4 separate regions of the Homo sapiens genome follow, and all the other regions are linked to region 1. Evidence: chromatin loops called from intact Hi-C (ENCODE). Cell type or tissue: dorsolateral prefrontal cortex. All regions are shown on one strand.

Region 1 (8,000 bases):
TTTTTTTACTTAAAAAAAAAATCTGACTACCCTCAAATATACAAATGATTCTAGTCTTCCCTGATTTCTAAAAGGTCCTGATACCAAACATGAACCTGCATTTTCATCCATCTTTGCAACCAGTATTGATAGAGTGGCTACTGTGACTTGCACTAAGCTGGGTGGGCATGCTTTAGGCACCCAGGGAAGCAAGGCATGGTCTCTCACCTCAAGGAGCCCACCCACTTCCAGGAGAAACAGGTCTGTCCACTTGAAACTGCCCTGGTGTGATGCATGGCTTGCTGGAGGCATGGAGAAGTGGGAAAATTCTAAGGTGATTCGAGTTGGGACCTACTCAGAGAATGGTTCATATAAGGAAGAATAAGTACCCCGATATGGGTGGATAATTTCTCACAAGAGACATGACTTGAGCAAAGATACACAAACATAAAAAGTAGGTAAGTGCAAACATAAGACTCGGATATGAGGTGTAGCTAGTGGAGAAGCAGGGATGAAATGGGAAAGGGAGGTGGAGAACCTGTAGACCAGTGGTCCTCGACACTAGCTCCCATTAGACTCGCTAAGGGCACTCCTAAAAACTACAGATGCCTGCACCCTGGCACAGATCAGTTAACTCTGAATCTCTGGAGGTAGATTCTAATGAGCAGCCAGGGTTAGGGATCACTGCTGTTTCCTTAGAAAATTATGTCAATATTTCTAAGGGGCATGCACTGCTATAGTAGCATCACAATTTTGGGAAGAGTTGTCCTGAACAATTAATTTGAAAAAGCCCCCCTTGCCCAAGATGATTTTAATTTGACTAAGTTTATGTGATGGAGGACATCTAGTCAGTCGTCTGGAGTTTTACAACACCTGGATATGAAGTGATGGACTGGTCATGTCTAGGGGACCAGATGAAAATTTCACCTTCCCTCTAAATCATCTGGCACTATTTGGGGGTGGAGGCACTGACCTGTCTTGTGAAGAGCAGGGTTATGGTTCGGCCGTGACCTTGGCAGTCGCCATCACAACTTTGGTTTTGCTTCAGTCAGTTGCCACCTCTTGGGACTGTAAATATTGACACTCCCCTTTAGAGAAATCAATATCTGCATATTAGCCTCCAATTTCATATATCGATGTGCAGATCTGAGGGCCTCGGGTGAATATGAGATGACTTCAGCATTTGCTGCCTCTGAGCTGAAAAGCCAGCGGATTTGCATTTCCCCCAGTGATTCTTGGCTGCATGACTTGTATCACTATTATCTCTTCACAGTGTGTTTGTATGCAAAACTTTTGGCAGAACCATTTTAGAAGCAAGCAGACAATAAATGAAGGCTCTGCTTTCTCAGAGTTCAAAATTAACTTTCTCAAATTCTATAGAATAAGTTTTCTGAAATAACTTCTAAATTAAAAAAAAATTAACCCTTTGGTCAAAAATGTGCTTTGAATGGAGCTCTTGTTGATCTTTTCTTACATCAAGGAATCAGAGTATTTTGGGTGAGCTTTTCCATCCCCAGTCTCAATTCAGGTACCAAGTCAATCAGATTAAAAGGGAATGCTCAAATATTATCATCATCCAAATACACTTGCCACAAACAATCAGTAGGGCTAGTTTATCTTCCTACAGAACGGACTGATGTTTTAACTAGAACTGTGTGTACGTAGATCCAAAAACAACCATGCTGTTCAGTCAACTCTGCAAGGCTCTGTGTAGATGAGATCCCTAGGACTGATGGAAGGGAGTGACCTGGTTGGTTTAGTCAAAGGGACACAGATTTTGACACAGATCTGCCCTCTGTTTCAAAAAATTGATTGAGGCACTCTAAAAAAACAAAAACCCTTAGGAAAACCACCTTACTCCAGCATACTCACCTATGAGACTGCTTAGAAAAAGTAGGAAGAGTCAAAGGGTGCATCTAAAAATAACTGACAAGCCCCACAGCCTTCATTCTAGAAGTCCTGTGATTGTGATTCCCTTAGGCAAAGTTGGCACGGGTGTGGTGGGGGCAGGCGGGAGAAAGCACTTCACTAACATCACTCCTTGGTTTGAAATCCTGCAAGAAGATCAGCACTGTCGCAGCAGGAAGGCTGAGCCTGGCAGCTGCAATAGGCAGGCCTCCGACAGGACACAGAGCTGAGGTGCAAAGACGGCTGATGGCAGTTTGCTGGAGTGGCAACTTGGCTCTGACTTTCTCCCAGGGGTGCTCCGATCTGACAGTCAGAATTTGCCTACTCCTTCAACTAAGTTCCCCTTGTCTTCCAGCTCCCCTCATGTACACCTAAGTTAGGATTTTTTATTTTCAAAATTTTAAAAATAAAAGGAACTGTTCATGTTTTCCTACATTATAGGCATTATTCAGTCCTCATTATAGAAACTTTGGATAAAATAAAACCAAAGGGGAAAAAAAGTGCCTAGAGTTACCAGACAAAGGCAACCCTTGTTTATCTTTTGGCCTGTTTGCTTTCAGGCCAAATATAAACAATGCATATATTCTAAATGTAAAAGGACAAAATTAAACAAAGTTTGCACCCAAGCTAATCCCATGATGGATGACGTTCAAAGACACATATACGCAGTTAAGAGCAAGGACTACCAGGGCCTTGCCTGAGCCACGTGACACTGTGGAGGAGGCCGTTATATTTCTAATTTATAGTTTCGCTACACCAGGCAACTCAGTGATAAGCACAACTTGTTTATTTGTCTTTGATGGATGCCAGGTGGATTGTAGTCAGACAATCTGACTTCAGCAGACTCGGTATCTGAATCCACGGATTCAACCTGACACCCTCTCCTGGGGCAAAATGCAGGTCACACAATGGACACAAAATGCAGGTCACAAAATGGGTACCCACAACCTAAAGGGGTCACAATGGCAGCAGCCCCAAGAATGAAGACAAATAAGTACTTAGGCCACAACAAAAGAGGAAGAGAGCTAGCCAGCACCCAGGAGATGCAGATAACAAGGTGGCAGGTCAGGTCCACCAGCTTTTCTGTTTGTGTTTCAGGTTTGCTCCAAGAAACCAAGCTTTTGTCAACCTTTTAATTAGACAACCTGTATTGCTTCCAGCAATGAGCTCAGGCAATTTGCTGAGTTTTGACATTTTTCCCCTCTTTGAGAGCTGTCAGCTTGTGAGGCAGTATCCTCTAGTAGGAGATTTGGTGCCGGCTACAAAATTAAAAGCAAGAAATAACCACAAATAAGAGAGCACTCATAACCAAATATTTCCTGATCTGGTGTGGGCTGTGAAAGACCACGTGTGTCTGTCTATGTCCTCCTTACAGCTGTAGGTCAGAAGAGGCATCCGGGATGATGGCATCTAGAGGCCTCAAGAGGCAGGGTAGGTGGCATGAATAAAGGTGGTGGATGTCGGGGGAACAATCTTCTAAAAGGTGTCAGAAGCCCTATGGAAGCCAGGGAAGCATCCTGAGTTTCCTCAGGCCATCCAGGCTTGGTCATTTATTTTTTTGTTTTTTATATATTTTTTGTCCTCAGCTTTTGCTTGCTTGTGGGCTAGAATATGACATATTCTTTCTTTCTTTTTTTTTTTAATGGGGTCATAATTTTAAAAAGCAAATGGTTTCCTTCCCTTAAAGAATCAGGTCTTCAGATCCAACTAGAGGAAATGGTGCCACAGGGCTGGTGGTCAGCCTTGCTCTTCAAAATGTCCTGTAGAAGACCCTCTGGGTCCTGAGAAGATGCTACCCACTGCTCTAGAGAACTCTGCTCCAGCAAGGGTAGAACACATTCCAGAAAATGCCTCAGGGACAAATATTAGGCTCACATATCAGGTCAGTTCAGACCAGAGCATGGCAGAGATCCAGGCAGAGCTCAGTGAGCTGGCCTAGGGCAAGGGTTCCAAACTTCCTAGAGAATAGAAATCTCTTTTGCAAACACCAAAATCATGCAGACACCTACAGCACACTGTCAGTACCCGCTGATTGAGAAAATGAAAGGTGATTCAACAATAATTAACAATATTTAAAGGCATATTACTTGGTAATCAAGTTATATCATCACATGTAGTCAAATCTGGTGCTGTAAAGGAACTATCACAATAATTCTTACAAAAATCAGGCAAATCTACACTCCTCTTGTTCATTCACCCCAGGCTGTGGCACATCTGTCCATGTCTGAAATGGCTGCCAGGATGCAGCCCTTCATTTCTCCAGGACTGGGAGATTCTTGCCTCACCCCACAAGATGGCAATGGTGTGATAGTCTGGGGACCTGGGTGGCCACTATTCCAGAGTCAAGTAAATATTTAAGCAGTAAGCCCTACCCAGCGCCCTGAAATATATTCATGATGGTATTTCTAGACTGCACAATGGAAGTGAGGGGGACCCTTATTCTGCTGGAAAATTTGGTTTCCAGAGATTTCCTGAAGCTGTGGGAAAAATCCTTCAGTATATCCTGATTTATGACTCCTGACACTATGTTCTTCCCACACACATGTGTGCACGTGTGTGTGTGTGTGCACCCACACACACACACTGGCCCAAAGCCCCGTGTGTGATACAGCACAAAAAGCATTAACTACTGGGGAATCCTTTACATTTCAGTGACAGGTTGTTATTTGGGGCCTCATATATGGATGCTGTGGAAATTAACTTTTCTAGTGAAATGAAATGACCTCACTAAATTAGAAACAAGCTCTTCATCGTCCACCTGAGTTTAGAAACAACAACTGAAGTTTTATCATTTTACTTTATCTGCTTCTATCACAACCTGCAGAGGGTGCAAGAAGGTTTCATTTTCTACAATTTATAGAGAATGTTCTAGACCGTGGCCTGAGGAACACAGAGATCTCTGCCAGCCCTCTTTATTGATTTCTTGGGGGCTAGGCTCAATGTGAAACAAAAATGATCCACAGATTTCTCAAGACACATGAACTGTAAGAGTGGTTCTGAGTTGGTGCTTATTATATGTTACTAGTCATTGAGTAACATATTTTTCAATGTTTAATTCTTTTTGAATTACCCTGTATGTATTGGCTAAAAACTATAAGTATTCAGTAATGCTTTTGAATTAATTTGCATTTTCCTAATCATCAAAACATCTAAACATGCCATAAAACAGACACACATGTATTTCATGCCACAATAATGGGTCACTTTATAAGATGGCATGCCTTTTTATATTTACCTCAATTTGGACCTCAGAACAACCCTGTAAGATAGATATCTCATCTCATTTTATAGATGAGGAAACTGAGGCTCAGAAAGATCAAGTCACTTGACCAAGGCCTTGCAAAGAGCAGCTTGTAGAACTGGGATTCCATCTCAGGCCTGGCTAAATCCGTAGCCTTGGCTGTCAGTCCTAAATCATGTTGCCTTCTCTAATAAGGAAAAAGCTCTACTAAAAAAAAATATATAGTGCTTTTATTTTCTTTTTTGGCATGTATAAATAAACATTTTAAATCTTGAATTTTGTTTGTTGTCGTAGATTGACGTGTGTAAAATTGCTGATATTTGACCTTTTTGAAACTTTTATTTTAGGTTCAGGGATACATGTGCAAGTTTGTTGTATAGATAAACTGCATATCACAGGGGTTTGGGGTACAGATAATTTCATCACCTGGAAAATAAGCATAGTACCCAACAGATATTTTTTCTGATTTTCTCCCTCCTTCCACTCTCCACCCTCAAGCAGATCCCAGTGTTTGTTGTTCCCCTCCTAGTATCCATGTGTTCTCATTGTTTAGCTCCCACTTATAAGTGAGAACGTATGATATTTGGTTTTTCTGTTCCTGTGTTAGTTTGCTTAGGATCATGGTCTTCAGTTCTATCCATGTTGTTGCAAAACACGTGATCTCATTTTTTTATGGCTATATAGAATTCCATGGTGTATAAGCACCACATTTCTTTATCCTGTCTACTGTTGATGGGCATTTAGGTTGATTCCATGTCTTTGCTATTGTAAATTGTGCTACAATGAACCTATGTGCACATATGTCTTTTTGGTAGAATTATTTATATTCCATTAGATATATAGCCAATAATGGGATTTCTGGGTCAAATGGTAATTCTGTTTTAAGTTCTTTGAGTAATTGTCACACTGCTTTCCACAATGGATGAACTAATTTACACTCCCACCAACAGTGTATGAGTGTTCCCTTTTCTCCACAACCTCACCAGCATCTGTTGTTTCTTGACTTTTTAATAATAGTGAATAACTATCATTTTGACTGGTGTGAGATGGTATCTCATTGTGGTTTTGACTTGCATTTCTTTAATGATTAGTAATTTTCAGCACTTTTCATTTGCTTATTGGCCACATGTATGTCTTCTTTTGAAAAGCATCTGTTCATATACTTTGCCCACTTTTTAATGGGGTTGTTTGATTTTTGCTTGTAAATTTGTTTAAGTTCCTTATGGATTCTGGATGTTAGACCTTTGTCAGAGGCATAGTTTGCAAATATTTTCTCCCATTCTGTAGGTTGTCTGCTTACCCTGTTGATAGTTTATTTTGCTGTGCAGAAGCTCTTTAGTTTAATTAGATCCCATTTGTCAATTTTTGTTTTCGTCGCAATTGCTTTTGGCAGATATATCACCATTTTAAATATATGATTCAGCCTAGTAGGTTCCTTTTTCACAAGAAAGAAAAAAAAAGGAAACGAAATGCAGAAAATAGAGACAGAAAGATAAAAAAGCAGGAAGAAAAAAAGAAATAAGGGAAAAAGAAAAGTATAAGAAGATTTTAAAAATCATAAGCAATGCTCTGTCGCCATTTGCTAAATCCTGCTGACCTACAGCTTCTAACCCCACAATCTTGGCTTTTATTGTCCATTGCCTTTGATCAGGATTTTCACAGTCACCAGACTCCTTAAGTAATCAACAGAGACCAACTGTATCATATTGTCTTTCATTCTTTATTTTTTTTTTAAACAAGGATTGCGCAGATTTCTAGCCACCCCCCTGAGGGGGTGAGAAAAAAGAAAAGATCAGCAGAACAAAGTCTTGCATTTATTAGAAGCATATAAATACAACTTTCTTTTTCCAGGGGGAAAAAACACTGGACCAAAACAAAATGCCCTCAATGTATGAATTTATAGAAACATTGAAGTTTCAGATGAGAAACCTGACCTCAGTGTTGAAAGAAGAGAGATGAGAAAGCGAAAAATGAAAGAAGCCTTTTCTTATTAAATAATTAGCTCGGGGATAACATGAAGTGTTTTCTAAATGAATGCATTTGTAGGAAGAAATAAAAACATTGGAATAACTTGATTAGCACATATGAATAACAATTGATAACGCCAGTGAACAATCAAAGTCTTGAAATTGAAGTCTTTAAAGGACAAATGTTTCTCACCCCCTAATGCTATCTCCAGCATCTAAATATGTTCAGCAAGAGCTGATGGGAGAGAATTGTTTTCTAAAATGATTATTATGGTATTGCTATTACTCAACACCATCAGCATGTCGAATCACATTTGGCTCCAGCCCAATGTAATGTGAAAGAAAGAGGACTTTTTTTCTTATAAATGTTTACAATTAAACTGGATAGGAATGGCAAATCTAGGAGACAGAGCCCCCTGTTTTCTTTAGAAACTTCTTCCCAGATGGCACTCCCTTGGACAGCATTGCATCTTTGGCTCTTTGTGGCTGCCCATAGAGGAGAACAATGGTGAGACCTGCCCCAGGGCACAATACTGGTTACCTCTGTGCCAAGACCCATTATTAAAAGTGTCTTTGTAAGGACAGAGTTGCCAGAAGACATCTTTCCATAGCACATGGTCACTTTTGTGATCTTTAGAATTATCCAAAGCAAATGGCCTGAAAATATCAAATAAGTTATTGCTTCTATCACAATTAATTACTCTTCCTTAAGGCTCTATTTGCTTGTGAGAGCTGTCATAACAAAGTACCATACAGGGGGTGGCTTGAAAGACAGAAATTTGTTAGAAGTTCGAGATCAAGGTGTCAGCAGGGTTTGTTTCTCCTGAGGTCTTTTTCTTTGGTTTGTAAAGGCCACTGTCTCCCTGTGTCTTTGCATGGTCTTCTCTCTCTACCTGTCTGTGTCC
Region 2 (8,000 bases), 400 kb after region 1:
GTGTGTTGAAAATAGCCCAGCAAGTTACTATCAAGTCATGCTCAGCATTAAAAAAAAAAAAAATTAAGGAACCTGTAGTCAAGATTGCAGATGGGAGTGAAGTAGGGGGAATTTCCTGACAGTTTTAGGTCACTAGGTAGCAATTCCTGGGTCTACAAGTCTTAGAAATCTCCTGGCCCTTAGGACTCTAAGCCCTTCATTATAGTTTTGAGAAGATCTGGATTTGGGATAGAGCTAAGGGCATATGCCTAAGGGCAGTTTCATAGGACTTGGATTTTGCCCCACATTTTCTGAGCTGTGAAGGTGGGGTGGGGTGAGGAAGTAGTGAGCCCCTAAGAAATGGTACAACAATGCTGACAAAGGAAAGCGAAAAGGGAGGAAATATTCCTCATTCTCTTTTCTTGTACTTCAAACACTGGCTCAGTTCTAGACCATTTTCAGGAAATCCTGGAGTTTTCACAATAAATCAAACTGTAGCAATACCCAGAGAAGCTGGAGAGCAAAGCCTACGGGTTGTAGGTGAGGAAGGAAGCTGAGAAGTGAAGTAGTCTCTCCTTTCTACCTGTTGGACATCTATATTTCTAGGTGGCATTAAACTAACAAACTCTTCTTCCTAACAATAGAAAGACAAGAGTTTGAACTAGAAGAGGAGAAGGTATTTGCTGCATACATGAAGAACTGTCTTAAATGGAAGGCAGAGGCATGGATCCTGTGAAGTCTTTTGAAATAGAAGCCATAATTACCAGTCCCATTGGTATGGGGTAGAGCTAAAGTGCAGGGAGGTGAACAGAGAGCCTTTCAAATTTCTTCTAGCCAGAAATTTCTATAATTATATGGTTCCTTTGGTGAATTCTCCACTCCATCTTACTCTTTTTCAGTCTACCTTTTCATTGGCTCCGTTTGTAATAGAAAAGCAAAAGTTATTCCCCAGTTGTATAAGGCCGAGTCCAGGTCGTACAGAATAATGAAATGGGAAAGCTCAGAGACCCTAATGTTAGACAATGAAACAAGAAACTCACAGACCTCTGGACATGCCATGAAATGGGAAAATGTGCATTTTACCTCCTCCACAGCACATGGAATTTTGAAGACCAAGGAGAGATAGGAGAACGGGTCATCATAGGTAATACTTGTTATCTGGTTTACCTGTCTAACTTGCTCTTTGTTTTCTCTGGTATCTGAATACAAACTGAATTGTAAAAGAGAACATCAAAGCTAACAGTATGAATTGAGTGTGAAATAAGTCATGACAAGGAGGTGGTTTATGAGTGTGCTGAAAAGAAAGGGGAAAACTCAGGCATAAAGTAATAATGAGTTGCGTCTACTAAGAGACATAGGGAAGAAAGGAGAATAAGATTTGAAAAGTAGATAGCCTATGTGGCAGAGAGCTAATTATCCTGACATCTAATCTTCCAGGAGGCTAACAGTTAGTTCACCTGCTAAAAGTCATCTAGGAGTGAGGTGCAGAGATATTTTTAAATGTGCCATTTTCATAATCTAGCGTGCCTACATCTGATAGTCAAACCCTTAAGGACTAGCTGTTAGAGCAAAATATGAAATACTCTGTTCAGCTCTGTGCTTTAGACACTGGGAAGTTATTAGCAATCATAAGCCTCTTAACACCATTGAAATGAGTTCCTGAAACTTGCTGCTAGACTTGGAAGGCCTGCAGCACCTCTGAGTGAATCAACCAATACTTTATTTTGCATTGCTGTTTTTATCTGATAGATTTAATGGTTTGGAAAAGTGGTCTGGGCAGAGGGTTTGAAAGATATGGAGGGGAAAAAAAAATAAAGAGCAAGACCTAGGTAGGGTTTTAGTTCCAGAACACTTTCTAATTGGCTTTGCTATCTTGGTCATTTAGGTAAATTTACAGAATTATACCATTCCAGGCACTTTACAGGAATTAGCTCATAAAGCTCTGGAACAACCCTATGAAATAGGTACTGTCATTATTAATTCTGTTTTATAGGCAAGGAAACTGAGGCTTAGAGAGGCTAAGTAGCTTGCCCAAAGTCACACGGGAAGTAAACCAGAGAGGTCCAATTTGTGTCCAGCCTTTCCTCCCTGAGGAGTCCATGCCCTTATGTACTTTGCTATATGGCAGTTTTGAGCTTGTCTGCAATTACCATGTGTAGACAAGGTACTAGACACTACTAGACACTGCTGGACACAGAGCCACATCTGAAGATACAGTGCAGCCCAAATAGACATGGCCCCTGAATACATGGTTCTTACAGTCGGAGCAAAAGCAGACATTAAACAAATACTTTGAAATTCTTAAATGATCTCAAGTGTGCAAGGAGTTCTGAAGAAGGAAGGGACATTAGGTTTTTTTCCTCAATAAAACAAGAAAACTAAATTAATACAATCTCCCTTCCAACTCTATCATTCTCTTCTTTTCAAAAATTTGCAACCCCAAATACAATGTAAGCCAACAATACAAATCATTAGACCTACAAAACTTCTGTTCAGCTCACAGAGCTTGTGCTGACCTATGAAAGCCCCATGTTCTTCAATTTCAACAGCTCTCTTTTTAATTTTAGGCCTTCTAGGAGGGGCCTACTAGGTTTGCCTAACTCATTACATTGATAGAGTGCCTTAAAGTTGACCAACATTTTCCCATGTCTTAGAGTCTTCCCGACCATCTTGTGAGGTGGGCGCTTGTCCCTCCATTTGTGAGTCATAGTCGTATTCACTGAGCACTCTGTTATGTGCCAGACCCTGAGCTACACACTTCACATACTTTATCAGTCAGTCTTCATAACAATCTTCCTGTATGAAGGAAGTAAATATCATGATAGATGAAGAAGTCAAGGCTTAGAGAAATAATTTGTCTAAAGTCTAACAGCTGGGAGGTGGAGAAACAGGGATTGTCTGCTCCATAGCCTGAACTCATGGCACCCTATTGGGAGATTTGGCTTCCCAAGGACATGCAGCCAGTGAAGGGCAATGTTAGTATTTGAACTTCAGTCCTTTGTTCTTTCCTCCATAACCCAGATACCTCTATATACCTATGTCTGCTTTTGTGGTTTGAGCACATAGGCTAGTGGAAAGATATTTTGAAATATCTTAAGTGTAGATAAATTGAGGAATATGTTCTACTTCATTTGGCTATTGTCAAGTTTTTTTGTGTGTGTGGGAACAAAGAAGGTTTGCATTTATAAGGCAGAATTATTAGCAAAGGCATTTCCCATGTATGACTGGAGCTAAGCCCTGAACTTGCCTTACTCGTTTTTGACATGTTTATTAACAGTCGAGAAATGCAGAAGCGTGGAAGGCAGACACACTGCACTTAAGCTCTGATGTAGTTGGCTAAAAGAAACTGACCTCCAAGCCAATACAATCCTCAAATGTAGATGTTGCCCAAGAAAGTAGACTTCGAAATCTTCAATGTCCTTAGATGTTCCATTGGATTTTTCTGTGACTCGGTCTTGCTCCTCTAAAACTCATATCAAGAAAGATCCTTTGGGGTCTTTTGATAAAATAAAATTGATAAGTGAATAATATTGTTTACATCAAACATAGTTTAGTACATGAGTGCTCTGTAATGCTATTCAAGGAACATGACTGTCCACGTTTTAAAATTAATATTTTAAAATAAAACCAATGGGGAAATCTGGCTAATTTTAAGCAATGTTGTATTTTTATAAGTTATCAAGAAAAAATGTGCTTGGTATAGAAAGTTGTTTAGTTTTAGAAATAAAAATATAGGCAAATAAACCCCAGAAAGAAACAAAAACATAAGGGTTTGGGCACAAATAGAAGAATCTTAAAAATCAGATTAAAGATAAGAAAAAATTATAGACCCGGTTTCTGACCAGCAATTTACTTCCCTGACACTAGATGGGGCTCACCGGTTGAGGTTATTTCCTTTCCCGATTTGCAGACAACGTAGAGAATTCAACTGGGATTTGGGTTTAGCATTTTAAAAGATAAGTTATTGGAAGTTATTCAATGGGAATCCTAATAAGATTGACTTTTTTGTTGACAACAATAGTCTTATTGAGCAAAGCTAGCTTTATCCCAATTTAACATGAAATAGGTCACTATTAGAAAAGACAGCTTTATTGTGTTTGTATTTGGGATTAACGGATAAAATAAATAGTTCTTTTCTTCCCACAGGGGTTGATGGGCCAGCTTTATTCTAAATGACTGAAGACTTCTGTTCTTTTCAACAAACACAGTCCTCCAATTAGGAGCTGCAAATAAGATTATATGCCCTGAATAAGTCTGAAAAGGTCCTTTTATAATTAGAAAGTTTGTGTGTGGGAAGTGGAAGCAGCATGAAGTGCTCACTGTGGCTTTATTAAAAGAGTGACATGAAGATTTTCCCAAATCCTCATCTGAGTGCTCGAAAATGATAAAATAAAAATTATGAAAAACTGTATGCATATTCCATTTCTTCTTTTTCTTTCTGAAAGCTTTCACATTTATGCTATAGAAACAAGTCAATGGTTTTTTAAAATTTTATCAGGCATATTCGAAACAGACTGTCATTTGATAGTGTGCAGATTGTTAAAATACAAGTGAAAATGATTTCAATGAAGGGATGAAGTTTAATACAGTGCATACTTTATATTTTCATTTTAACACTTTTATGATCGTCACTCCATCACTACAGTGACATAATATTTTGTTAAATATGGTTGGACTTAACTTATATTAAGCTTCCTGGTCTGTGGACACACAGGACTGATTGTGCTCAGCTACTCTTCTAGACCAATCAGACTTTAGTATGTAAATGGACATTTCCTGGATGAACCAATGACCGTCCCCCACGCCCCCCCGCCCTCCCCCCCCCCCCCCCACACACATTGCACTCGGGACCCAGTTGCATACAGCCCTTACAGCTTCACAGAAGGAAGATGCCTGCTGGACACAGCTTCCTATGAGCTAAGACGGGAAGTCAAGGCTGGCAGGAAAGAGGAAGAGCTGAGAGGCTAGATAATAATAGGAAAATAACAGTTCCAGGCACTGTGGACAGAACCACAGCCAATCTGCGGCTCAGCCACTTCCACAAATATATTTTGAGTGCTTACAATGTGCCAGACACTGTCCGGGGGCTGGAGATACAGCAGTGGACAGAGACAGATATCCCTGTCCTCAGAGAGCTGACATTCTAGACTTTCTGAACTAATGTGACTCCAGTGGATTGTTATTTTTTGTAGTTTAAGTTATGAAAAAATTATTATTCGGAGATAAAATTATTTAACAATATTGAATGTGCTCTTTCCAGCTGCATTCTCACTACCCCACTCCTATCCCATCCAGAAATTTAGACACACTCCTCCCTGTAGGGATCACCATGCCACACAGACTATAAATGTGTTCAGCTGCTGGGCTGTTCTACTGAGAGGACTTTTATGTCTAGATGGAACCATAGGCTTTACATCATAGCAAGGTGTAATTTTGACAAATGGTTCTAAGTCCTGGTTGCACAATAGAGTCATCTGGGGAAGCTTTATAAAAACACCTAATGCCTATGATCCCTTGAATATCACACCGACAGCACAGGAAACAGAAGCAAAAGTAGACAAATGGGGCTGCATTGAACTAAAAAGTTTCTGCACAGCAAAGGAAACAATCAGCAGAGTGAAAAGGCAACCTGTGGAATAGGAGAGAATATTTGCAAACCATATATCTGATAAAGGGTTAGTATGGAAAATATGTAAGAAACTCATACAATTTAATAGCAAAAAAATCAATAGCCTAATTTAAAAATGGGAAAATGACTTGAATAGACATTTCTCCAAAGAAAATATACAAATGGTCAACAGGTGTATGAAAAGATGCTCAACATCAGTAATCATCAAAGAAATGTAAATCAAAACCACAATAAAATACCATCTGACACCGGTGTGGACAGCCACTATTAAAAGAAAAAAAAGGAAAAGAAGAAACAGAAGGAAAGAAAAGAATAAATGTTGGTTAGGAAATGGAGAAACTGGAACCCTTGTACGCTGTTGGTGGGGAAAAAAGATAGAGCAGCTGCTATGAAAAACGGTATGGAGATTCCTCAAAAAATTAAAAATAGAGCTACCATATGATCCAGCATTCCCATGTCTGGGTATTTATGCAAAAGAACTGAAATCAGGATCTTGAAGAGATATTTGTCCTCCATGTTTCTTGCAACACTACTCACAATAGCTAAGAGGTAGAAACAACCTAAAGGCCCACCAACTGATGAATGGATAAAGAAAATGTGGTGGGTGCATCCAGTGGAATATTATTCAGCTTTAAAACAGAAGGAAATCCTGACACATGCTACAACACAGAAGAACTTGAGGACATTATGATATGTGAAATAGGCCAGTCACAGAAAGACAAATACTGTATGATTCCACGTGTATGAGGTATCTACTAAAGCAGTCAAACTCATGGAAGGAGAAATGTGAATGGTGATACCAAGGACTAGTGAGGGAGAGAAATGGGGAGCTGCTGTTCAATGATTATAGACTTTCAGTCATGCAAGATGAAAAATTTCTAGAGATTTGCACAACAGATATGTATAACAATGGGCATGTAGTTAACAATACTGTACTGTACACTTAAAAATTTGTTGAGAGGGTATATTTCATGTATGTTGTTGGGTTTTTTTTTACCATAATAAAAACAAAAATGCAAACAAAAAACACCTAATGCCTGGCTCCGCTCTAACCAATTAAATCAGAATTTCTGGGGGTTGGGTGTTGGGCATCCCTTTGTTGTTTTTGATGATGTTGTTTTTCCTCTTTTAGCTGTGCACATTAGAGAGCTTCATGCTAAAAAGTCTCCATAAAACATTATCATCTTCTTCTTCTTTTTTTTTTTTTTTTCTTGAGACAGGGTCTCACTCTGTCACCCAGGCTGGACTGCAGGGACCCATTTTGGCTCACTGCGGCCTCAACCTCCTGGACTCAAGCAATCCTCCCACCTCAGCCTCCCAAGCAGCTGGGACCACAGGCGTGCGCCACAATGCCTGGCTAAAATAGTTTTGTTTTTTTGTTTGTAGATATGGGGTTTCTCCATGTTTCCCAGGCTGGTCTCGAACTCCTGAGCTCAAGCAATATGCCGATGTCAGCCTCCCAAAGTTCTGGATTACAGGCATGAGCCACTATCTTCTTTTTTTAAAATATCCATCCCTCATCTCATATTTGCTCTCTAACAATAACCGTAATACTTAATAATATCTGTTTTAATCAATGGCACCATTGTCCTTCAAGTTACCTGCCTGGAAATGTGAATGTCATACTAAATTCACTCCAACTGCCAGTCATCAATAGTGTTAATTCTACATCTTAAAGATCTATCCATCCCCACCACTCCAACCACATCTTTAGGATGGGTTTTTCTCACTTCTAAAATTGATATCTAGTTATGTTGCTCCACCTTTGAAAATTTTCACCAAATAGCCTAACTTTCAGAATGAACTTTAAACTAAAGCTAATATGCCTCTTTTGCCTACTCTATCCACTGAAATAGAAGGAAGGAGGGTCAACTGAAAAGAGGTAAGCTTTACATAGTATATTTTATATGCCTATCATTCATATTTCTTTCTGAGTACTAATAAAATTAGGGTTTGGGTTTTGACTGGACCTTGCTATTCTAAACGTTGCAATTGATTTCTATATGGCTATGCATGTCCTGCCCAAGTCTACATGATCTTACCCTTGCCAACTGCTCAGCCTCATCTTCACATGCAAGCAATGCTCCATCATTTCCAGTCTCCTCTCAACTCCTCAGAAGAGCCATCTCTCTGCCATTTGAACATTGGCACAGGTTGTTCAAACTCTCTACACCTTCCTTCTTCCTGCCCTCCACCAGCTCACTAATCCTTCTCCAGACTTCAAGATCAGCTTATATATTACATTGGCTTAGGGTTGGGAACAGGGATGGTCACAGCAACAGATGATATAACAAAGATGGCTGGCAGTGCCCAAGGACTTTTGAGCCTATGCACCTTCATTTCCAAAGCTGCCTTCTTGAAGCCATCCTGGCCAGCTTCATGGAGTTTACAG
Region 3 (8,000 bases), 57 kb after region 1:
TTACCTATAATGGGTACTATTATTGAATTTTTTTCTAATTTAATAGTTTTCAAAGCATCAAGAAGATAGTCTGATGTTTGGTTGCCAAGGGGTGAAGTGGAGAATGAGAAGAGTGTACTGGGAGGATGGGGAAGTCTGGTCTATAATGGGAATGGATAAAGCTTCTAAGCTTTTCAGTAACAACTGGAACCAAGCAGGCTATATGAGTTAAGGAGCAGCACTCACGGACTTAGTAAACAGTACATTCCCACTTTCTGTCCAATCCCTTTTCAAGCTTCCACTTCTAAATTTTATCAGTCAAAATGGAAACTGGGAGCTAGGGTTTGATCAGGACCAACAGGGTTACTGTGGGTCACTTTGTAAGGCTACTGTGATATGGTAACAGTATGGTTTATCCTCAGGATGTCATTGTCTCTAAAAAATTGCCTTGTGCTCCATAGCAGCACTATCCAATAGAAACATAATGCAAGCCACATATACGTAGTTTTCAGTTTTCCAGTAGCCACACTAAAGAAAAAAAGTAAAAAGAAACAAATGATCCTCCTGACCTCAAAATATATTACAAAGCTACAGTTGTTAAAACATGGTACTAGCATAAAGACAGACATACACACCAATGGAACAGAATAGAAAGCTCAGAAATAAACTCACAGGTATACATTCAACTGAGCTTTGACAAGGGTGTCAAGAATATATAAGAGGGAATGGACAGTATCTTCAACAAATGTTGTTGGGAAAACAGGATATCCACATACAAAATAATGAAATTAAATCTTTATCTTACTGTATGCATAAAAATTAATTCAAAATTGATTAAAGACTCAAACGTAAGACCTGAAACCATAAAACTCCTAGAGAGAGGAAAAGCTTTAGTACACTGGGCTTGCTAATAATTTCTTAGATATGATACCAAAGTACAAACAACAAAAGCAAAATTGTACAATGTGACTACATGAAACTAAAAAGCTTCTGTACAACAAAGGAAACAATTAACAGAATGAAAAGGCAGCCTACAGAAAGGGAGAAAGTATTTTCTATATATATATTGATAAGGGATTAACATCCAAAATAAATAAGTTCCTACGACTTAGTAGCAAAAAACCAAATAATCTGATTTAAAAACAGGCAAACAGGCAAAGGACTTGAATAGAAATTTCTCCAAAGAAGACTTACAAATGGCCAACAGGTGTATGAAAAGATGCTCAACATCACTAATCATCAGGGAAATGTGAATCAAAGCCACAGTGAGATATCACCTCACACCCATTGATATGGTTATTGTCAAAAACAAAACAAGGCTGGGAGTAGTGGCTCACATGTGTAATGCCAGTACTGTGAGAGGCCAAGGCAGGAGGATCACTTGAGGCCAGAAGCTCAAGACCAGCCTGAGCGAAACAGTAAGACCCCGTCTCTTCAAAAAATTAAAAAATTAGCTGGGCATGGTGGTGTGCCCGTAAAATCTCAGCTACTTGGAAGGCTGAGGTGGGAGGATCGCTTGAGTCCAGGAGTTCGAGGCTGCAGTGAACTATGATCACACCACTACACACCAGCCTGGGTGACAGAGCAAGACCTTGTCTCAAAAATAAATAAATAAATCAGACAAAAAAGATTAAAATGTTGGTGAGACTGTGGAGAAATTGGAATTTTTATATACTGTTAGTGGGAATGTAAAACAGTGCAGCCAATATAGAAAACAGTATAAAGTTTCCTCAAAAAATAAAAAATAGAACTACCATATGTTCCAGCAATTCCACTACTGGGTATATCCCAAAAGAATTGAAATTAGAATCTTGCAGGGATATCTGTACTCCCATGTCCATTGCAGCAGTATTAGCAATAGCCAAGACATGGAAGCAACCAAAATGTTCACTGGCAGATGAATGGATAAAAAAATATGGTATATATATACAATGGAATATTATTCAGCCTTTAAAAAGAAGAAAATCCTGTCACTTGAGACAACATGGATGAACCCGGAGGACATTATGCTAAGTGAAATGAGCCAGTCACAGAAGACAAATACTGCATGATTCCACTTCTATGAGGTACCTAAAATAGTCAGACTCACACAAGCAGAAAATAGAAGTGACTACCAGGAGCTGAGCTGGGGGGAGTAGGTTGGGACTTGTTCAGTTGATATAAAGTTTTGGTTATGCAGGAGAAATAACTTCTAGAGATCTGCTGTACAGCATAGCACCCATAGTGAATGGTACTGTATTATGCCCTTAAACATTTGTTATGAGGTTAGATCTCATGTTAAGCACTCTTGCCAAAAACAAACAACACAAAACAAAGAAAAAGGAAAAAAACAGTGGAGGGAGGACACAGGGAAACTTTTAAAGGTGATGGAGATGTCTATTACCTTGATTGTGGTGATAGTTTTATAGGTGTATGCATATGTCCAAACTCTTCAAATTATATGCATTAAACGTACATAGTTTTAATATATCAATTATATCTCAATAAAACTATTAAAAAACAAATCAAATTAACTTCAGTACTATATATTATTTAACCTGTCATATATTTAAAAATATCATTTCAGCATGTAATCAACATAAAAATTATTAAGTATTTTCACAGTCCTTTTTTCATACTAAACCTTTGGAAACTGTTGCATATTTTATACTAACAACACATCCCAGTTCGAGACACCTATATTTCTAGTACTCAGTTGCCACATGTGGTCATGGCCACTGTAGTAGACAGTGCAGCTCTGTGGCCTCAGCCCACAGAGATGAGCCTAGGATGCTTTGCATTGCAGAACTGTCTTTCTCTTAACGCTTGAGCTATTGGGAAATCAGAGCCATGTTATTTATCATGAAAGAGCATTTGATTAAAAGTATAAAATATCCTAGGTCAGATGGCTCACTGTAGTTGCAGGGGAGACAGTGAATTGCTGACCATGCACTGTGATACATCAAAATATAGGGACATTCAGGCACCTCCTCAGCCTACTGAATCAGGATCTTTGGGGTGAGTCTAGAAAACAGATTTTTAAGTACAGGTTTTAATATGATAATAAGTGGTGCCTGTTATTAATGGGAGGACATTGAATCCCAGAGAGAATGAATGACTCACTCATGTTCTTCTCATAGTTAGGGGTCAGCTAGACCTAGAACCTCACTTGGACCCACTAGACACCTTTCCACGCCCTCACCACAATCACTGCCAACTGCTATTCCAGCACAATTCTTGCCAAGAAAATACCTGCTGTCATGTGACAGGTATCAGCACACTTTAGGAGCAGTCAAGACAACTTCCTAAGAAGGTAAACTATATTTTCCCAACTTACCAAATTAGAGTAAGAAGAATAGATTTCTTCCTTTAATCTGGCTTTGTCTCAGACTGGAAGTGCTCTCTTGTCCAGTTAGAAACTAATCGTGATAAAATTAGTAGGCCAGAAGGACACTCATGGCCCATCTTTAACAGGATTTATAGCCCTGGTTCCTTTTCTTGTTGCCTCTGTGGAAATGTGCAAGCATACACATAGTTAGGAAGGTTTGAAGGAAATGCCTTAGAGAAGTCTCAGTGACCAAGAAAAGCTAGTCAAATTGCCAGCTTCGGCCACAGCCATGTGTTAAAATGCTCTGCAGACCCAAGTGTGATCATGAAACAAGTACAGCAAGAACAGCAGGTCTGTAAACATCCTGATGACAATGGGGAACAAACAGCTGGGCCGAGACCAGATCGGTTCAGGCAAATGTGCTCGTGCTTTTGATCCAAGTGCAAGATGAGCGGATGCAGGGGAGGCGGCAGCTGCGGCACAGCTGGACTCAGGAGGCATGTGATAGCGTGACTTGCAAATCATGCTGGAAAAATTCATTCTACTAAGCTTGGACGTGAACACAGTCACGTGGGGCCCATCAGCTCACACACTGCAGCCAAGAGCGAGACAGAAATGCAACCGGGCTAATAAGAGGCGTCAGGCCCACTTCTAGTTGGACACGGCTGTCTTTCAGGGAAGGAATGGGACAGGAAATGCACTATATTTGGAAATGACTCTAAATTTAGAATGAAAGACTGACTTGAGAATACTGAAAACTTGATTGAGAGATACTTAAATGTATTTTATAAGCATGGAAGGCATTTACTGGGGTCTCTACCATAGTGTTTTTTGCTTGTTTGTTTGTTCGTTGAAGACAAGGTCTCACTGTGTCACCCAGACTGGAGTGCAGTGGCACAATCACAGCTCACTGCAGCCTCAACCTCCTGGGCTCAAGTGTTCCTCATGCGTCAGCCTCCAGAGTAGCTGAGGCTACTTGACCACAGGCAAGCACCACATGCCTGGCTAATTAAAAAAATTTTTTTTTGTAGAGATGGTATCTCCCTGTGTTGCCCTGGCTGGTCTCAAACTCTTGGGCTAAAGTGATCCTTCCACTTCAGCCTCCTAAAGTGCTGGGATTGCAGTTGGGAGCCACAGCTCCTGGCTTCATAGTGTTTAATATGAAAGGCTATTCTGATCTTTCCTACTGGTCTAGCACTTTGGGGTTTGCAAAGAGCCTTACATTCACTTTCACTTCACCAATGAGTAAATAAGCCTCAGAAAAACTGAGTAAATACTAGAGCTCCAGTGGCGCAATCGGTTAGCGCGCGGTACTTATACAGAAAAACTGAGTAAATACTGAATGTATGTGTGTGTAGACATACAATATTACATGATGTGCTATTAATATAGCATGTGTATATATACTGTTTTACACATATTTATATATATTATCATACTATATATGCATATATGCATACTATTATAATCATTCATTTAACAAATATTTATTGAGCAATTACTTAGGTACCGGGCACAGTGCAGTATATCAACAAGGGTAAGGGATGCAGACATTGCAACTCTCATGGAACTCAGAGCCTAGTTAGGAAGAAAACCATTGCATAAACAATCACAACATAAATATGATTAGAGTCTGGAGTAAGTGCTACAAAAGAAAAGTCTAAGAGGTCACAAGAGTATAAGAAGAGGGTCTGCCTTGCCTGGAGCATCAGATGCTCCCCTGAGGAAGGAGCCTGTGAGCTGAGCGGTCCGGATGAGCAGGTGTTTTCTACAGTCTGTGCATTGTGTCTGCTGAGAATCTGGAAATTAAAAATGCTGCTGTTGGGGGTTTCACCATGTACGGACGAGGCAGGAGTTCCTCCAAAAAATACAAATTCCATGAGGTTAAATCAGACCTCTCAGCCCCAATCAAAAGGTAAGGACTTCGTGGAAGCTAAGGTCAAAGTCCAATCGATTTAATAGACCCTGAGAATGTAACATCCTATGGAAGCTGAAATCTAAGTGCAGGTTAGTTCTCCCAATTGCTTTCTGCCCTTTAAGGTTAGAGAAAGATGACAGCAAGAAGCATAAAACTCAGTTGTGGCTCTCAGAGCAGTCCTTGTTTTGAGGTTTTCTTTTTTCTGTCTTCTCCTTTCCCCCCTGTCTCCTCTCTGTCTTTGTCCTCCTTCCTCTACCTTCTTTATTTTTCACTGTTATAGATTAGTACCATCTATTCTATTAATATTGACTATAAATGCATGTTTTCTTCATGTTAAATGCCTATCAATTGTCTTCTACCTTCCAAAAGTTAAAAATGTATATATGATATGGCAAAACTTGTGCTAGATCACAAAAGCAAGCTTTCATTTTGATTTACACAGGTATGTGTGTACACACAAACACACTAAATACAAAGGGTTGCTGCTATAGGCTAGCATAAATAGCTTCCTGATTCTTAACACATCAGGTAATATAAATTCTGGTAAGCTCAGACTGCCTCTATATGTTCATATCAATTAGCCTTAAGGGTCTTTTTCTGAAGCACACGGTAAAATCAACACAGCATTAGGAGCTATTTTCTCAAAAACAAAGAGTTTGAATTCTTGCTGTAGTAGTTCTGAAGTAAAAGAGAGGCTCCTTGCCCCTCGTTGTTCAAAGTCATCCATTTCCAACAGGCGAGGGCATCAACAATTTGGCAGAGGCAGGTAAAAAAGAGCCAGGGGAACCCAAGTGAAATTTCAACACAGCGGTTGCCTTGGAACCCATTTGGAGGTTAACTTGCTCTTGTTTCTCCAGCATTTCCTTGCTGAAGGAAATTTGTACTCCAATTCCAGCCGCGTTCCAACTCCAATAAAACAGTGATAAGATGCCCTGGAGGGTTGCAGCCAAGCCTGTGGGTGCAAACAGGGTCAAATCACATCATGGGAATGAGATGGGATTCTACATAGTTTGAGTGTTGACTGTTTTCCTCTTGCCAACAGTGGGACGTTTGTTCTCATTGTTAAATAATTAAATAGGCAGTTTGTATTTATTTAACATACAGACTGTAGCCAATTCCTGCTGACAGCTACCAAAATAACCCCATATTTCCTAGCTCTGAATGGCTCAGAAGACTGTTTCCTGACTGCGGGAGCATCACCGCAGAGCAAAACTCTCCTCCAAGTCTCCGAACACCTTTTTCATCACTTTAAACAATAAATCAATTCACAGCATGTGATCCAAAAACAACAGCCCAGTTTTATTGGATGAGGTTCATTCCCATTCTCTCAGGCACTCCTTCACTACCAGCACTGAGCTGTCTTGAAGCTGTACTTGGCTGTGGATGGAAAAAAAAAATCTACTAGTTTTCCTCATTTACACTTGCCCATTAAAAAAAGTGAATTGTGACCTAATAACTTAAAAAAGAAAAAAAAAAAGAAGAATTATAACTTGGAGGAGAAAGTAGAAAGTTTGGGAGAAGCAGGCCAATCAGGAAGTCAGGGGAAACAAGTATTTAAATGTGGAGGTGGGTAGTCCTTGGAGCTTGGGAATGATTCAAGATAAGGTAGAGACTCTCACTGGTCTCCTAAGGTGGTCAACATGGCAGAGGGAAGAAACTGAGCAGTCAAAGATAGCATCCTCTGTGGAGGGTGGTGCTAAGAGAGATTCTAGAACCATTTACACATGATCAATGCTTTGATCCTGTCATGTGTATCAGAAGAGATGTAGACCAGGCCGGGCATGGTGGCTCACGCCTGTAATCCCAGCACTTTGGGAGGCCAAGGTGGGCAGATCACTTGAGGCCAGGAGTTCGAGACCAGCCTGGCCAACGTGGTGAAACACTGTCTCTACTAAAAATACAACAACAATTAGCTGGGCGTGGTGGCACGTACCTGTAATCCCAGCTACTCGGGAGGCAGAGGTTGCAGTGACTGAGATTGCACTACTGCACTCCACTCTGGGTGACAGAGAGAGACTCTGTCTCAAAAAAAAAAAAAAAAAAAAAAAAAAAAAAAAAAAAAAAAGGAGATATAGACCAGACTCCTCTTGAAATTTCCTGGTATTTGTAGTGTCTGAGGCATTCAGACAGTAGGTGCTAAAGACTTATCCCTAGGAGTCCGGAGTCCCACTTAAGTGGAAGAAGGAAGCGATTTTCCCTGTCCTAAGTGGCTAGCTACCAGCCAGCAGCCAGGCGATGTGTGGGTACTGACATACCACAGCATCTTCCTCTCGATGCTCCCACTAATGTGGCCACCAAAGGTCCACCCTAGAGGAAACAGCAATGAAAGGAAACAGGACAAAAGACCCCGTGGCAAGAAAAAAGATGGCCTAATTTTTTCTTTCTCACCATTCCTCTTGTCCTCTTAACCCATCTCTTTACTGTGCAATTTGCACTTTGAGTGGCTCTACAGATGGTGGATACAGTGAAGACCTCTGTTATCAATATTAAAACTGAGCATCAGTGAGTCAACAAGGCTCCACTTTGTCCTGTTCAACTTTAGCAGCACCACAGAGATCAGAACTAAGTAAAGCCATTTACACAATTAAGGAGGAGGCTGCCTTTTAGAGTGGCACAAGCATTTCCTCTGGAGTAGTGTGTCTGAACCAGGAAGTCCCTCTCTGCCTTGTCTGTGGATTTTAGACAGTCTGAATTCAGTTTCTTCTTCTGTGAAATAGATCAGCCCCACTTGTACTGTCATAGTATTGCTCTGAGTATGGAAAAGGACAATGGAAAATGAGGTGCTCTGTATTCTGT
Region 4 (8,000 bases), 510 kb after region 1:
GTCACTCCCACAGCACACGGCAGCTCCTCCAGACTTGTGCCGCTTTTGTCACACCCATCACCAGCCCCACCGTGTCCCACCTGAGGTGCCAGGACCAGTAGGCAGGAGTCTCTCCTCTGAGTTGCTACTTTCTGGCCCCACCTCTTCCCTTTTAATTGCTTCAGTCCTAGGAATGGTAGCTGCTTCCTGAAGTTATTCATATCCAGGCATCTGTGTAACAGATTTCCTGATTACCCTTGTGTTTGAAATACCTAGGGTGATTTTTGTTTTCTAAACTGAATGCTGACAACAAATAGGATGACACTTCCCGACTCCCTGCTGCTGTGGCCCTTCTCAGAAGCCCCTTGGACTCCCTGGGATTAAAGAGGTGACACCAGCACCACAGGCACCCATCTCCAAATCTTGCTCCAGCACCGAAATTAACATCAGTTCTAATTGGTTTGTGCTTCTGCTGTATAGGGGAGTAAATATTTTGAATATCATCCCCCTGCAGAATATGGAAATAATTTTAAACTTGATTCTAAATCTAATGAGAGGCTACTAGAAGATTGTAGACAGTGGCCTGACATAATCAAATGTACATTTTAAAGGATTACTTTGACTACTGTATGCTGAATATACTGGAAAGAGGGCAAAAATGAATGTTAAGAGTCTAGTTAGGAAGTTATTATACCTCCTAACTAAAGTGAGAAATAATAGTGGCCTAGACTAAGCTGATGAATGTGGGCATAAGAATACAGGTTCTGGCCGGGCACAGTGGCTAACGCCTGTAATTCCACCACTTTGGGAGGCCAAGGTGGGTGGATCACGAGGTCGGGAGATCAAGACCTTCCTGGCTAACACGGTGAGACCCCATCTCTGCTAAAAATACAAAAAATTAGCTGGGCGAGTTGGCGGGCACCTATAGTCCCAGCTACTCAGGAGGCTGAAGCAGGAGAATGGCATGAACATGGGAAGCGGAGCTTGCAGTGAGCTGAGATCGTGCCACTGCACTCCAGCCTAGGTGACAGAGCGAGACTCTGTCTCAGAAAAAAAAAAAAAAAAAAAAAAAAAAAAGAATACAGGTTCTGCTAATCCAGTTTAGGTCATCAATAACCTTGCTTTTTTCTCTCTGTCTCTCTCCCCTACATGAAATATAAAGATTGATCTATAAAGGCTATAAACTGGCAAAGCGTAAGAAAAAAATATTTTAAGAGACAGATTGGGTGACTATCACTGCCAAGGGTCAAGACCAATTAAAATGGAAACAAGTCTCACAGCCTCCCTAATTTTTATCGACTATTAGCTGGCTTCGCACACCAGAAAGCATTCCAAGGAAGGTGTAAGTACTTCCTTCCCCACTCTTCCCCCTAGGAAACTTGTCCAGCATGTCAGTAACCAGGTCTTGCTCTACAAGGTGACAACCATCGCTGCCCAGGCCAATGTTAGTAATTCTCCATATTTGCAATATCCTCAGAGCCCGATTCTTTTCTTCTTTCAAGAATAACTACTGTCAGAATTGCCTAGATGATTCTCCAGGCTCCATTGTTCACCCACCTCCTGTCCCTCACCCCCTTTTAGAGTTCCTGCACAGCTCTGGCATCTACTTCTAATCCAGAAGCTTCCAGAAATGTCTTTCTGAACTACTAGGACCTTCTTGAGAACTTGGGACCTGAGTTCTTTATGGAGGGCCTTCAAGGGTAGATATCGAAATGTGTTGAAAAGAACAAGAGGCTTGAATGAATAGCTATGTGATGCTGGGAGAGTAACAGACCTCTCTTAGCCTCTGTTTTCTCACCTGAAAATAGAGAAAACCATCCCTACCTGCCTGGGCTTTTAGGCAGTTCAAATACCTTTACCAAAGCTGTACCTAGCTCACATTAGTTGCCCAATAAATAAATCATCTCATTAAAATAAAAAGAATACAGGTTCTGGACAGATTTATGAGGTAAAGCAGACAGTATCTGGGGACTCATTGAATGTGGGGATGAGAAGGAGGCCGCCATCAAGAAACACCCTAAGGTTTCCGGTGTGAGAAACTTGGGGCATGGACTTCATTTGCTGATAGAAAACTCAAAGAAGCAGGCCGAGGAATGGGTCATAAATTCCATCTGGGCCATATTTGGGTAAACGACTATGAGTCATCCAAAGGCAAATGTTGAATATATGATTTTACACATAGATTTGAAGTATGGAAGACAGAAATCTTTGCAAGAAATAAAAATTTCCAAGTTATCAGACTGTAGAGATGGTATGTAGAGCCTTGGAAATGGGTAAAATAATCTAGGAAGTGACTGTGGAGAAAGAGAGGAGAGTCCAGGTCCAGGATTATGCCATGAAGAAGACCCAGGAAAAATGAAGGAAGGAAGGAAGGAAGGAAGGAAGGAAGGAAAGAAGGAAGGAAGGAAGGGAGGGAAGGAGGGAGGGAGGGAGGAAGGAAGGAAGGAAGGAAAAAAGGAAGGAAGGAAGGACAGGAAGTGTGGTGTGGAAGGAAGGTAGGATTTGTTTTTTCTTTCTTATTTTTTGTAGAGACAGGGTGTTGCTATGTTGCCCAGGCTGGTAGTGAACTCCTGACCCCAACTGATCCTTCTGCCTCTGTCTCCCACACTGTCAAGACAACAGGCATGAGCCACAGTGCCTGGAGAGTAGGATTTTCAATTGGAAATTTCAGGAAGGCATTGGGATTGCTGCACTATCCTTGGCCCATATTTTCAGTCTCATTCCTGCCTTAGTCCTTAGTATTCTAAAGGTTGAAATGGCAGGGAAGATGGTGACATGGAGAGAACTCTTTGGTTCAGACAGACCTGAGCCAGTTCCCAAACAAGTCTCAGCTGCTCTCCCACTGTGTGACCAAAGTAAGCCTTCTTTTTTCCCACTTTCAGCCTCTATTTCCTTTTTTCTCTCTCTTTAAAAAAAAAAAAAATTGTTGTAGAGATGGGAGTCTCACCATTTTGCCCAGGCTGGTCTCAAACTCCTGGCTTTAGGTAATCCTCCTTCCTCGACCTCCTAAAGTGTTGGGATTACAGACATGAGCCACTGTGCCCAGCCCATTTTCTTTTCTGTTTATCAGCATTAAAAGAGTATTGTAAAAATAAAATAACTTGATGTGTATAGATATATTGATATACATTCAGATATATATCTGAAATATATATAGCTATATATCTAATATATATAAAACATATATAAATTGCTATCTATCTCTAGATATACCTACATCCACAAATATCTATATACATCTATATATATATCTATACATATCTATAGATAGATGGCAATTATATACAAGATTTGCATAAAGTTCTCAGCACATGGCAGATACTATACTAATGTTGGCCTGTCACACACACACATACGCAAACACACTCCTGACCACCCTCCTTCTTTCACACTTAAGAAAATAAGAACCAGCTGATTTAAAAGATAATCCTCCACCAGCACTCATGCCTGAAGAATTGGTACTTTCAGAGCCTGAGAAGCCTTTTCAGCCAGCCAGAAGACAGAACCCATACTGTGCGGCTCCCCAGCTCATGGCTTGCATCATGCAGATGCCCACAAACCCTTCATTCAGACATTGCTGAGGCTGGGATTGGGCAGCCACACAGGCAGCAAAGAGCCAGATCTTGCATGTACTGAGACCCTAGAGAGAATTTCTGTAGGTTTTGTTGTTGTCTTGTCCTCTGGGAAGGCTGCTCTTGACTTTCTGGCAATAAATAGAAAAATATAGATAGATGGTAGATAGATAGATAGATAGATAGATAGATAGTTAGATAGATAGGCAGATATCAATTTAGAACATATATGGTCCCCAGGTTTCCCCACTGGATATCCAAATTGGCCTCACTGCATCTGTAATTTAGAAATGATGTTACTCCTAAGGCATTGGGCACAGCAGCTAGGAGGCCAGATACCTCCACTCCAAATACTCTGTCCTGGCAGCCCCCCATTTCAAATGTCCTGTAAGGCTGTGTATCAGGCTCTGTGTCCTGGTTTGGAGCTTTGAAAATATGGTCACCATTTAGAGACATAGGCAAAAGTAAGACATTCTCTTTTTTCCTCCAACTTAAAAGGAAATTATTTGTTACCAAAAAAAAAAAAAAAATTATAACAAGCAACATGACCAGACATTTTATGGAAAGAAAAATTTACCCCTGAACCCTGACATACCAAGAAATCAAAACGTTTTCTTTTTTTGTCATGCCCTTCACCATTCCTAATTTGTGAAATATTTATTATTGTAGCATTAAACAAAAACAAAACGAAAAAAAAAACAGGCAGTGCCAAAGCTGTGTGAGCTCCCAGACCTGCACTCTCCCACCGTCTTTTCCAACTCCTCTACCCAGATACATAGAAGCAAACCATGGGAGGCCTTCTTCTGCTACCCAGCCCACCTGCAGATGGCCCAAATGAAACCCCCCAAACCCTCAATCAATCAAATTTTGCAAACATTACCTACTGCGTGTTCAGCTCTCTTCTAGACACAGAGCAGGGTGAGGAGAAGGGATGTAAGAAAGAAATAGAAGACCTGGTCCTTACTCTCTGGGGCGTTGCCATGGCAACGGGAAGGGGGTGCTGCAGAGGGGGTGGAAAAAGGGCACAATTACCAAGAGAGGCCAGGGCCTAACTGGAGTTCTTGCCCCGTTTCATGTGTGCAGGATGCAGCTGCCTTCTTTGTCCTTTGTGAATGAAGCCACTGATTGTAGCTTCTGAGGCAGTTTCCCAAAAGTGTCATGAGAAAGAGGCAAGATGTTAATGTGTTAAGCAGAAAAAAACAATTCCATGGCCAGATGAGTTGGGGATGTGAGGGTTAAAGAAAAACAAACAGGTTTCTTTCTCCAGATCTCAAAGCATTTACTCTACTCACAGGCAGTGTGAATCTCAACGAGGGCGCGGAAGCCTGCTGCATTTCCCAAGCTTGCGCGGACACAGGGAGGAACACCTTGAGGATCCAGCATCTAAGAAACATACTTTGGAAAATGCAGCTCCAGAATATTCTCTTTTGTGTCTGCTCAAGGACCGTATAGCATATTCTCCCAGATATTTCTAGGCCAAAGGAAGTCATTCCCTCCCCTTCCTTCTCATGCCTGGAAAATGGTAGAATTGAAGAGAAATCCATGGTTGGGCTGGAGGGCTCCCTGTACACAGAGGCTAGGGTGGGGGTGGGGGGCTTGGTGCAGAGAAGGGAGAGAAGGCAACGGACCCAATAAGAGACACCAATTATGGAGGACTTTTGCTGCTTCCAGCACTGGGCTTGCAAGGGAATTATTGAGTAACACCTGCAGTTGCAACCAAGACGGAGGTCAGCTCCTAAACAGAAGGCTCCACGACTCAGTTTCATGGTCACTTTCCTGACATGCAGTAGAAATCCCAGGCTTTTCCTGTTTCCTTTTCTTTGTGAATCCCTTCTCCAGTGTCTATGGGAGTGAGGCGGATGAAGTCACAAAGGCTCTGAGGTTCAGCCTTCTAGGATTACTTAGGCTGTTCAGGTCCCTCCACTTCCTCCCCAAGCTTCCTCCTCTAATTTCCTTAGGCCACTCCATTCTTCCATCCTCTAGTGCAATGGTTCCCAACCTTGGCTGCACATTAGAATCATCTGGAGGTTTTCTGTATGTGGTTGTTTTAATCTCAGTGGCCAAACCTCGTCTCAAATGGATGAAATCAGAAAGTCTAGGACTGAGACTCAGGCACCAGCATTTTTATGGCTTCCCAGGTTATTCCAATTTGCAACTTTAAAAACCGTCCAAGGGTAGAATTCTCTCATTTAGCAACATTGGTCTCCCAGGAAGCAGGTTCCTTTTCATCGGAAACCCAACTCATTCTTTTTTTAAGCCAAAACTCTTCCCTCTAGAGTACCCAAATTCTAATTTACTGGTGTCTCTCATTTATGACCAGATAATTTTCTGGAACCATCATGTTCTGTGCTCTAGGGGATCCAGCTTCACTTCAATTTCTCTGAGCATCTCCACAGTCCATTACTGAGTGTAGTTCAAAGGCAGAACACAGTGCCTACTTCCAACAGGCTAACTGCTAATGAGCATTGGCTCTCCATCATTCTTGCCAATTCTCATGTTCTTTTACTACCCCCAATTTCACCATCTTGGTGCCATTAACCCACATTTCTGCTAGGCTAGAAGTAACTCTCCCCACCCACTCCAGACACTCATCTCCTACCATTTCTCTTCTCAGAGAAGCCTAAGTCCGTAATATAACTCCCCTGCAAGGTTTCAGTCAGTGCTTAGAAGGCTGCAGTGGGCTTCTCTCTGGAATCTCGGGAGATGAACAAAAAATGTCACCTCAGCTAAAATTGAAACTAACGGAATCAATATAAAACAGATGAGGTAGCCCTTCTGCCCTCTTCTAAATAACCTCCCTTAAAAGATGGGCTTCTAAGGCTGGTACAAATGAAAGTAAACCCAACCAAAAGATCAGATGGTTAAAATAGAACTGTAGACCTGAGATGGATTTAATGCAAGAACAGCAACAACAACAAAATCCAAAACAGAGATCGTTAAATGGGGGGAACAAGACTATTTATTTACTTATTTATTTATTTATAGAAATATCCATCTTTAGTTGACTTTGGAAAAAATAAATATTTATAGAAATAAACTTTCATTGAACATATAAATTAATATACAAATAAATTTTAGTGCATGTATATAATTTATAAATAAATATATATGGGATTAGCACTCCCCAAAATGTTTTTGGAAATTACTGTTCTAAATAATTGTGTTCTAAAATTTCAGCATACATAAAAGGCTAGTGCTCAACTTGGAATGAGAAGAAGGAGATGGTGAAAATGGCAAGAGGTGGTCAGTGTTTATCCAGTACTATTGAGAAGCAGTGTCATGACCAGAAGAAAGCTTATCAGGCATATATGGAAGCATGTCCAACTGTTATGGCTTAAATGTCAATTCTTTAAAGTTATCCGGTCCCTTATGCCTGCACTGCAAGGCAATTATCTGATAGTAACCTGACATCTCCTGTACTCTTCCCTACAGGAAGGTCATATGTAAATCAGCCAACTCTGGCCTCCAGGTCTGTTTGGAAATATTATAAAATTATAAATTAGCTTCCTGGTTTCTAAGGTGGTTTGGGTTTAGGTTGGGGTTTCAGTTGAGTTTGATGTGAGTCAGGCCTCCTGAGCCTGATCACCTTTGAGGGAATGTCAGACCCTGAACCTCTCAGGTTCTGCCTGGATCACCATCATTACAAACCACTGCAAGGTACTCTCTAAGCCTCTGTCTTTGGCATTACCTCAAGTGTCACTCAACACATATATAATTTGATTTGTCTGAATTCCAGAGGGAACAGGGTTTCTTAGTCCACCTATGTTTTCAGAAAAGGGAAGTAGGTCTCATTGTTAGGAGCTTAGTAGTAAAACCTCAGATGCTAGGGGACACACAAAATGTAGTATAGGAGGAAACAATCCAAATGTTCATATCTGATAAATGGATAAACAAGATGTGCCATATTTATACAATGGAATATTATTTGTCCATAAAAAGGAATAAAGTTCTGATGGATGCTACAACATTGAAATATTATGCTAAGTGAAAGAATCCAGTCACAAAAGGCTGCATATTATATGATTCCTAAGTATAAAATGTCCAGAACAGAAAAATCTATAGAGATAGAAAGTAGGCCAGGCATAATGTCTCATACCTATAATCCCAGTGCTTTGAGATGCCAACGTGAAAGGATTGCTTGAGCCAAGGAGCCTGAGGCTAGCCTGGGCAATATAGCAAGACCCCATCTCTATAATATTTTTTAAAATTAGCTGGGCATGGTGGCATGGCACTGGAGTCCTAGCTGCTCAGGAGGCTGAGGCAAAAGGATCACTTGAGCCCAGGAGTTTGAAGCTACAGGGAGCTGTGATTGCACCACTGCACTCCAGCCTGGGCAACAGAGGAAGACCCTGTTTCTAAAAAAATAAAATAAATAAAATAATTAAATAAATAAATTTAATTCAATTTAAGCAAATAAAGTAGATTATTAGTTGCCTAGGGTTGGGGGAG

What was found. A loop is a pair of places that touch in the nucleus more often than their neighbours do. Peaks named below come from ENCODE experiments on the same cell type or tissue, not always from the same donor. Only the 100,000 strongest peaks of a DNase experiment are listed, where the experiment ranks them.
Region 2: a loop joins it to region 1, with 2.8 times the contacts of the local background. A loop is called at or near these places in 2 of 110 quality-filtered maps.
Region 3: it touches region 1 in a loop (4-fold over the local background); 2 of 110 quality-filtered maps call a loop at or near these places.
Region 4: it touches region 1 in a loop (5-fold over the local background); 33 of 110 quality-filtered maps call a loop at or near these places.

What each region holds. Positions count from the first base shown.
Region 1 is chr4:54,837,364-54,845,363 of GRCh38, reverse strand. No RefSeq gene overlaps it. Among named protein-coding and RNA genes, the nearest start is that of LINC02358, 4.1 kb to the left of the region's middle. In dorsolateral prefrontal cortex, a CTCF peak has its summit at 4,188 (motif pointing right); a DNase peak (open chromatin) is centred at 4,163.
Region 2 is chr4:54,436,890-54,444,889 of GRCh38, reverse strand. No RefSeq gene overlaps it. Among named protein-coding and RNA genes, the nearest start is that of LINC02283, 110 kb to the right of the region's middle. In dorsolateral prefrontal cortex, CTCF peaks have their summits at 3,644 and 3,851 (motif pointing right); a DNase peak (open chromatin) is centred at 5,024; H3K4me3 peaks cover 1,355 bases; H3K27ac peaks cover 1,815 bases.
Region 3 is chr4:54,780,137-54,788,136 of GRCh38, reverse strand. The region is part of intron 2 of LOC105377657 (a long non-coding RNA gene); the gene reads right to left. Among named protein-coding and RNA genes, the nearest start is that of LINC02358, 61 kb to the left of the region's middle. In dorsolateral prefrontal cortex, a CTCF peak has its summit at 3,866; a DNase peak (open chromatin) is centred at 3,806; H3K4me3 peaks cover 705 bases; H3K27ac peaks cover 2,606 bases.
Region 4 is chr4:54,329,366-54,337,365 of GRCh38, reverse strand. It overlaps LINC02283 (long intergenic non-protein coding RNA 2283), which reads right to left and starts at 4,474. Exons shown (of 2, transcript NR_147160.1): 1 at 4,432-4,474. In dorsolateral prefrontal cortex, no CTCF peak of the experiment used is centred here; DNase peaks (open chromatin) are centred at 3,525 and 4,875; H3K27ac peaks cover 2,225 bases.